Regions from separate parts of the Homo sapiens genome. Here region 2 is linked to region 1. A link is an interaction called in ENCODE POLR2A ChIA-PET data of the cell type or tissue named here. Cell type or tissue: CD4-positive, alpha-beta T cell. All regions are shown on one strand. Links, peaks and the distances in the headings refer to the core of each region. The heading gives the core; the rest is flanking DNA.

Evidence for each region. ChIA-PET counts read pairs that join two places held together with the same protein. Peaks named below come from ENCODE experiments on the same cell type or tissue, not always from the same donor. Only the 100,000 strongest peaks of a DNase experiment are listed, where the experiment ranks them.
Region 2: POLR2A ChIA-PET joins it to region 1 with 5 read pairs; 4 of 35 experiments call an interaction of 5 or more read pairs at or near these places.

What each region holds. Positions count from the first base shown.
Region 1 is chr12:31,888,729-31,893,124 of GRCh38, reverse strand. No RefSeq gene overlaps it. Among named protein-coding and RNA genes, the nearest start is that of LINC02422, 3.7 kb to the right of the region's middle. In CD4-positive, alpha-beta T cell, for the core only: no CTCF peak of the experiment used is centred there; a DNase peak (open chromatin) is centred at 2,354; H3K27ac peaks cover 1,267 bases.
Region 2 is chr12:32,023,474-32,027,869 of GRCh38, reverse strand. No RefSeq gene overlaps it. Among named protein-coding and RNA genes, the nearest start is that of RESF1, 66 kb to the right of the region's middle. RefSeq lists enhancers at 2,581-2,875, 4,142-4,396. In CD4-positive, alpha-beta T cell, for the core only: no CTCF peak of the experiment used is centred there; a DNase peak (open chromatin) is centred at 1,769.

The DNA of each region.
Region 1 (4,396 bases), core at 319-4,318:
TGTGTTGCCCAGGCTGGAGTGCAGTGGTACTATCATACTCACTGCAATCTCAAATTCATGGGCTCAAGTGCTCCTCCTGCCTGCCTCAACCTCCCAAGTAGCTGAGAATACAAGTGCTTGCCACCACACCCAGCTAATTTTAATTTTTTTTGTAGCAATTGGGTCTCACTATATTGCCCAGGCTGGTCTTGAACTCCTGGCCTCAAGTGATCCTCCCACCTCAGGCTCCCAAAGTGCTGAGATTGCAAGCATGAGCCACCACACCCAGCCTGATGTTTGGTGTTTTCATTGTATTAGTCCATTCTTGCACTACTATAAAGAAATACCTGAAACTGGGTAATTTTTCTTTTTTTTTTTTTTTGAAACGGAGTTTTGCTCTTGTTGACCAGGCTGGAGTGCAGTGGCACGATCTTGGCTCACCACAACCTCTGCCTCCAGAGTTCAAACAATTCTCCTGCCTCAGCATCCCAAGTAGCTGGGATTACAGGCATGCGCCACTATGCCTGGCTAATTTTGTATTTTTAGTAGAGACGGGGTTTTTCCATGTTGGTCAGGCTGGCCTTGAACTCCTGACCTCAGGTGATCCACCCACCTCAGCTTCCCAAAGTTCTGGGATTACAGGTGTGTGCCACTGGAAACTGGGTAATTTTTAAATAAAAGAGGCTTAATTGGCTCACGGTTCCACAGGCTGTACAGGAAGCATGCTGGGGAGGCCTCAGGAAACTTTCAATCATGGTGAAAGACAAAAGAGAAGCAGGCACGTCTTACAGGGCCAGAGCACGAGGAATAGAGAGAGTGGGGAGGTGCTACACACTTTTAAACAACCAGATCTCCTGATAATCCACTCACTATCACGAGAACAGCACCAAAGGGGAAATTTGCGTACAAGATCCAATCATTTCCCACCAGACCCCGCCTCCAACATTGGGGATTACAATTTGTCATGAGATTTGGGCAGGGACACAGACCCAACCATATCATTCATTATCACTCAATTTAAGTATGTCTTAAAATTTAAAAAAAAATTTTTTTTGTCTTATAACTGATGAAGTGGCAAATATTTCTTAATTTTTCTCATGACATCTGCTTGGTCCCAGGAGTTACTTAATGGTGCACTTTTAAGTTTCCAAGTAAATTTTAAGTAATCTTTTTTTTTTTTTTTTTGAGACAGAGTTTTGCTCTTGTTGCCCAGGCTGGAGTGTAGTGGCATGATCTCGGCTCACTGCAACCTCCGCCTTCTGATTTCAAGAGATTCTCCTGCCTCAGCCTCCCGAGTAGCTGGGATTACAGATGCCCACCACCACGCTTGGTTAATTTTTGTATTTTTAGTAGAGACGGGGTTTCACCATGTTGGTCAGGCTGGTCTCGAACTCCTGACCTTGTGATCCACCCACCTCGGCCTCACAAAGTGCTGGGATTACAGGCGTGAGCCACCACACCCAGCCAATTTTAAGTAATCTTTAACTTTAAAATTTTAATTGCCAGAAGGTCAGAGACTGTGGCCAGTAGAATATTCTGATTAGTAGATATTTTTTCCCTCCATTTTAACTCTAATGCCCTTTCCTTGAGCTAAAGCTTTTCTTCTTAACTCTGTCTTCCTCTAGAATAAGGGAAGACATTTTCGGGAGGTTCTTATTTTCCTCTGACCCCTGGCCACTAGTCCAACTAGTGCAACACATACCTGAATCTTAGAGTAAGTGGAGCACAGGATTAAACTGCAACTCGTGCCACACATGTCATTTTTAGCCCTCTCCACAGTGCATTGCACGTAGGACTAGTAGATAGCATTTCTTGAAGGCTCACCATGTGCTGGGCATTGTACTGAGAATATTGTATACAGTATCTCATTTAATCATCACAACACCTTTATTTTCTGCCATTTTGTGCACGAGGAAATGGAGGGAATGAGAAATTGAGTAACTTTCCCCAAGGCACACAGCTTAAGGTGATAACACCAAGAGAAGTGCCTAGTGTTTGTCTGACCACAGAGCCCACGCTATGTGAGCACTCACATGAGATGTGCTGAACAAATCTTATTTTGTCATTTGCTGAAATAAGATTTGTTCAGCAAATGAACACATTCAGTGAATCTGTTCAGTAGTTCACGGCCAAAATGGAATTCGTTGCCACTGGGTTATGCATCCACATAATCCTCTGTTATCACTTTATATAGTACACTCAACACTTGGGGAAAATCCTCAGGAATTTGGAATTATCTTCCTTTTGGACTGTTTTCAAACTATCTCTGAAACAAGAATGTGAAGAAATACAAGGCTGGTAAATTATTAAAGCTGCTACCTGTCTCTTAATGTCAGTGGTTTTCATGTTACATGTCTTTCTGACAAACCAATAGACACCTAACCACATCCTTGTTCTTAATGCTTCCTGTTAATGCTGTTAAAGCTCAGGAAATTGTGAACTTTCTAAATTACTTAAGATAATTTGCAATCATCCTCAAAAATCACTTTTTGTTGCTTCATCTTGTTGCATAACTTTGCTTTATCCTCACGATAGATCCCATTTTCCACAATTAATTACTTATATATTTTAAATTTGTGTTGTATATGTTCATACAAACAAAAATAAAACAAATTGAATACATATGGAGTACACTTTATTATTTATTTATTTTACTTATTTATTTATTTATTTTTTTCAAGAGGGAGTCTTGCTCTGTCACCCAGGCTGGAGTTCAGTGTCACAATCTCTGCTCACTGCAAACTCCGCCTCCCGGTTTCAAGTAATTTTCCCACCTCAGCCTCCTGAGTAGCTGGGATTACAGGTGTGCACCACCATGCCCGGCTAATTTTTGTATTTTTACTAGAGACCAGGTTTTGCTGTGTTGGCCGGGTTGGTCTTGAACTCCTGACCTCAGGTGATCCACCTGCCTTGGCCTTCCAAAGTGCTAGGATTACAGGTGTGAACCACCAACGCCTGGCCTTATTATTTTTAGTTTTGTGTGGTTTTTCTTTTTTAAAGTTTTCTTCTTGAATTCAATGACAACAAGCAATGTTTGAAATTATCTTTTGATTTTAAATAGCTACTGTTTCTACTTTAAAATGAAAGAAACACGATATGTACAAGTTAAAACAATAGAGCTGTTTATGATCATTTACTTTTTTATTGTGACAAAGTATATATTACATAAAATTTAACATTTTAACTTTTTTTTTTTTTTTTTGAGACAGAGTCTTGCTTTGTTGCCCACGCTGGAGTGCAGTGGCACGATCTCAGCTCTCTGCAAGCCCTGCCTCCCCGGTTCTCACCATTCTCCTGCCTCAGCCTCCCGAGTAGCTGGGACTACAGGCGCCCGCCACCACGCCCGGCTAATTTTTTTTTTTTTGAGACAGAGTCTCCCTCTGTCGCCCAGGCTGGAGTGCAGTGGCGCGATCTCAGTCACTGCAAGCTCCGCCTCCTGGGTTCACGCCATTATCCTGCCTCAGCCTCCTGAGTAGCTGGGACTACAGGCGCCCACCACCATGCCCGGCTACTTTTGTTTTTGTATTTTTAGTAGAGACGGGGTTTCACCGTGTTAGCCAGGATGGTCTCGAACTCTTGACCTCGTGATCCACCCGTCTTGGCCTCCCAAAGTGCTGGGATTACAGGCGTGAGCCACCGCGCCCAGCCAATTTTTTGTATTTTTAATAGAGACGGGGTTTCACTGTGTTAGCCAGGAAGGTCTCGATCTCCTGACCTCGTGATCCGCCCGCCTCAGCCTCCCAAAGTGCTGGGATTACAGGCGTGAGCCACCGTGCCCGGCCTTTTTTAACCGTTTTTAAGTGTAACATTCGGTGGCATTACGTACACTCACCGTTGCACAACTGTCGCCACTGAATTTCCCCCAGATTGCAGAGTTACTTTGGGAACACTATTTTGGTGATCTGAGGATTTTCAGAGGCTTTCACTTGAATGTTCTTAATATAATAGCCCTCCCTCGCTTCATCAATCAAAGAACAGTTGCTAAATATACCTTTTCCCACCGTTCATTCTGAGACTAGAGAAGTAACCACTGAATGGCTCCATCACGCCATTGGACACACTGGGAAACTGACTCTGGTCAAGGTTCCATCTATCACCTGGGTTCTGTAAACTTCTACTCTGAGTGGTGGACTATGCTGGATTTGTTGTTGTTGCGTTTGTTTCATTTCATCTTACTTTATTTTGTGTCTCCATGGATTAGCATCAGTTCAGAGCCAAAATCAATTAGCCCCCCCCTCCACCAAAAAAAATATTTACCTGTCTCCAGTTTATAGTCACACTGGGAAATGGCCCTACTTATTTCTGGGGAATGTTTTACTGAAGATCCACAAAACACACCTGTGGTCACATTGCAGTGTGCTTTCGGGCTCCAAGTCTGAACTAGCTTAGTTTGAGAAACTGGCTAAGAGTGTGTGAA
Region 2 (4,396 bases), core at 243-4,242, 130 kb before region 1:
AGAGAAGTAAGGACTGAGGCCATGGTCTCTTTCTGTTGGCTGAACTATTTCTCGAGCTAATTTGAAATAGAGTTGTTAATGCTGGAATTTTTTGCTAACTTATTTAATAAGGCAGTAAGTCCTTGGAGGGTCCTTGTTATGCTCCCATTGGGAGCAGTGTTGTTTGGAATAAAGGTGCAACACTGAGTTTTGATTATAATATAAACACTACCTTTCTTTGTTAATATTATATTTAAAGTTATCTTATTTTCTCAGGCCATTTGACTTGTGGGTTTTAATTGTTCAGCTATTTCTTTAACAGCATCTTTGGTATAGTTAATAAATTGCTGCTGGTAGTAATAAATGCAGTTTATTTAATCTACATTTTTATTAATTGCTACTCACTAAAACAACATTGACTTAAACCTTGCAGCTATTTGATCTCTGGTTTTAAATTTATTTGGTACTCTGTGAGGACCTCTAATTGCATCTGAATAGACATGGGAATCAAAATAGCTGTAAGGGGCTGCTTCTTTTGAGGCTTCTTTTATTTGCTTATGTCGTAATTTCTCTTTTTCTGATTGATGAAATGCCAGGGTAAAAGGGATAGCTAATTGAACTAGAGCATAAGTGCTGCTCTAATTATTTGGTAGAGTGTCTAGTAAAGGTTTTTTACAGTATTACTATGCATCCGCTTGGGGATGAATAAGGGTGGACTGATGGGTTAGCTTTTGGAAGTGCCTGACCTCGCTGTATCATGTTAAGTCTTCAAAGTACGCTAAATTTTCCTTTTATCGTTGGAGACACGAGGTAAAATTGGTCTTGGAAGATGGAGGCTGAATGGCCCTCGGGGGGCTGACCCTCAGGGTACTGCACTTTAGGAAATAGTAGAGAGAGTTTGGCACACTTTACTATCTTAGGCTGCAGGATTTTGATACCGGCCGGGTGCAGTGGCTCACGCCTATATCCCAGCACTTTGGGAGGCCGAGACGGGCGGATCACGAGGTCAGGAGATGGAGATCGAGACCATCCTGGCTAACAGGGTAAAACCCCGTCTCTACTAAAAATACAAAAAAAAAAAAAAAAAAAAAGTTAGCCGGGCTTGGCAGCGTGCGCTTGTAGTCCCAGCTACTTGGGAGGCTGAGGCAGGAGAATGGCTTGAACCCGGGAGGTGGAGCTTGTAGTAAGCCGAGATTGCGCCACTGCACTCCAGCCTGGGCGACAGAGCGAGACTCCGTCTCAGATAAAAAAAAGAAAAAAAGACAAAAGAAGAAAAGGAGCTACCATGCAGTCCATGCCTTGTCGATTAGAGGACTATCTGAGTGGAAAGGGGATAACTTGGACTTCTAGCCTACTGTGTGCACAAGCATAACAATTGCTTTTATTTAGAGTGCGGACAGAATATTTAATGTATTTTAGCTAGTCATTTACATCTTGATATCTTGTTTTAATTGCTGTGGTTTGCTTTAGATTTTTTTACTTTTACTACAAAGACTTTGGTTTTGTCATTTGGTATGAGAGGAGTGATAACTGAACAGGCATTAAAAGTAATAATTTGAGGTGAGTTAGATTTAGTTACATTAATAAGATGGGGAGTAGTTAAAGGAAAGAAAAGATAGATAAAGTTTTCTTAGCTTTAACTTGGTAGGGCTTGACCCTGGAACAATGACCTATAACTTTGATGGTGATGACGCTTTTTTGACTTGGGTATGATGTGTCTATCCTTTTCTGCTGTGCGAACGGCAGTCTCGGTGGTTAGCAGCACAAGGTAGGGTTCTTAGGCTGCCTCGAGTTTTTCTTCTTTCTATCTTTTGATGAGGATGTGGTTTCCAGGCAGGTGCTGGTGTACGGCTCCTCTGGTTTGTTTCCTTTCTTGGCTCATGCATGAGGTCGCCTGGTCCACATCATATGTGAGGATCATTTACTCCAGATTGCTGGCCAGTTTCTTCTGCCTTGTTGAGAGTCCGGGTCTATTCATCACACCAGATGGGTCTCAATTTCTTACTACCCCTGAGGCCACCACAATGAGGCAGTGGGAGACCCCCTCATGAGAGGACTAGAGACCACCCCAGAGGAAAATGTATCCCTGTACGGACCACCATTTCTTATATGTAAAAATGTTTATTTAGAAATAGAATGCTTGTTCCCCAGTGCTACAAAGAAATAACATTCAAACATAAATTTAATTCTCTTAGCAAGGCAAACTTTACTTTATGCAGAAAGGGGCTCATAGCAGATGGAATAATGGCGAGAGCACCAGTAGAGACAGGTTTTCACCATGTTAGCCAGGCTGGTCTTGAACTCCTGAGCTCAAGTGATCACCTGCCTCAGGCTCCCAAAGTGCTGGGATGGAAAAGGAGAGTGCCTTGGATTGGCCCTGGCGAAGCAGGGACCATCCCTTTATCTGCACAGGGCGCCAGTTCACCTCAGTCTTTAATTTGCCACAGACCAAATCCTTCATCTAGATAAGAACCTCAAATGAGGTACTTAAAGCCCAGAAAGCTTTGTAACTGCACCCTTGAGCTGCTTGCTCAGGCCCACTCCCACCCTGTGAAGTGCTTTCTCGCTTTAATGAATTCCTGCTCTCGTTGCTTCATTCCTGCATTTCATTTCTCTGCTACTTCGTACGTTTTGTTCAATTCTTTGTTCAAAATGCCAAGGACCTGGACAACTCGTAGTCAAGACCCTCTACCAGTAACACTTGTTGCTCCTATTCCTCCTGGTGCTATTTATTGCTACTGCACATGTACCCTGTGCCCAAGGGTAGAACGACTTTCCAGCTTCTGAAGCACAGAGGCTTGGGGAGGACAGATTGTCATGTGACTCAGGACTTCACTGAACCTTGTTCATACAGTTGACCACATTCCTTTGTTTGGATCACTAAGGGAGAGTCATTATCATTACAAGGCAAGATCCTGGGCAAAGCACATTTTAGACCCCAAAATATTTTGTCCTCTTTGCAAGGCATTTCATCTATTATTTCCTTTTTAATCCAGGATGGGCAAAAAAAGAAGTTGTAATGTTTGTATTCCATATTTGTCGTTACAAAAGAAAGATATTTTCATATTCCAAAATTGTAAAAGTAAACAAAACACAGTAACAACAACGAAAACTATAATCAGAAGGAAGGGCACCAGGTTCAGACAGTGGTGGCTTTGAAAGAAGAAGTAAGTGAGATTGAAATTGAGAGAATTAAAAAAAAGATTTTAAGTTTTTTTTTTTTTTTGAGACAGGGTCTCACTCTGTCACACAGGCTGGAGTGCAGTGATGCAATCTCAGCTCATTGCAACCTCTGCCTCCCTGGCTCAACTGATCCTCCCACCTCAGCCTCCTGAGTAGCTGGGACTACAGGCGGGTACCACTACGCCCAGCTAATTTTTATATTTTTTTGTGGAGATGGGGTTTAGACATGTTGCCCAGGCTGGTCTTGAACTCTTGAACTCAAGCGATCTGTTCATCTTGCCCCCGCCCCAAAGTGCTGAGATCGCATACTGCACTCCAGCCTGGGCAACAGAGCAAGGCTCCATCTCAAAAAAAAAAAAGATAAAAAGCTACACACCGCTGGGCGTGGTGGCTCAAGCCAGTAATTCCAGCACTTTGGAAAGCCAAGGCGAGTAGATCATGAGGTCAAGAGATCGAGACCATCCTGGCCAACATGGTGAAACCCTGTCTCCACTAAAAATATAAAAATTAGCTGGGCGTGGTGGTGCGTGACTGTAATCCCAGTTATTCAGGAGGCTGAGGCAGGAGAATCGCTTGAACCTGGTATGCGGAGATTGCAGTGAGCCGAGATGGCGCCACTGCACTTCAGCCTGGCGAATAAGCAAGACTCCGTCTCAAAAAAAAGCTACATACCTCCCTCACAATTTGCCCAGAAGGAAATTCCTTGTGGACAAGGGACAGACAGAACTCAGTCATCCCTCTGAGGAGGCTCACCTGAGACAAATGCATATCTGATTGCTTCCCCTGCCCTATTGTTTATGTAAAAATGCAGATTCACTGAGCCAGCCTAAATTGTGTATTCAGTGGAAAGATGATCAAGGATTTAAAAGAATGCAACCTTTTGTCTCTTACCTATGTGGGACCTGGAAGCCCTTGCCTCAAGTTATCCCGCGTTACCAGAACGAACCAATGCACATCTTACACATATTGATTAATGTCTCATGTCTCCCTAAAATGTATACAAGCAAGTTGCACACCGACCACCTTGGGCACATGTCGTTAGGACCTCCTGAAGCTGTGTCACAGGCACATCCTTAACCTTGGCAAAATAAACTAAGCTGATTAAGACCTGTCTCAGATACCTTTTGGTTTACAATAGCAAAACCCCGTCTCTAAACAAACAAACAAAAGCAAAAAGAAAAAATTAGGGAAAAGACTATTCTTTCCCTTTTCTTAAAGCATTTTCTTTAGAGGA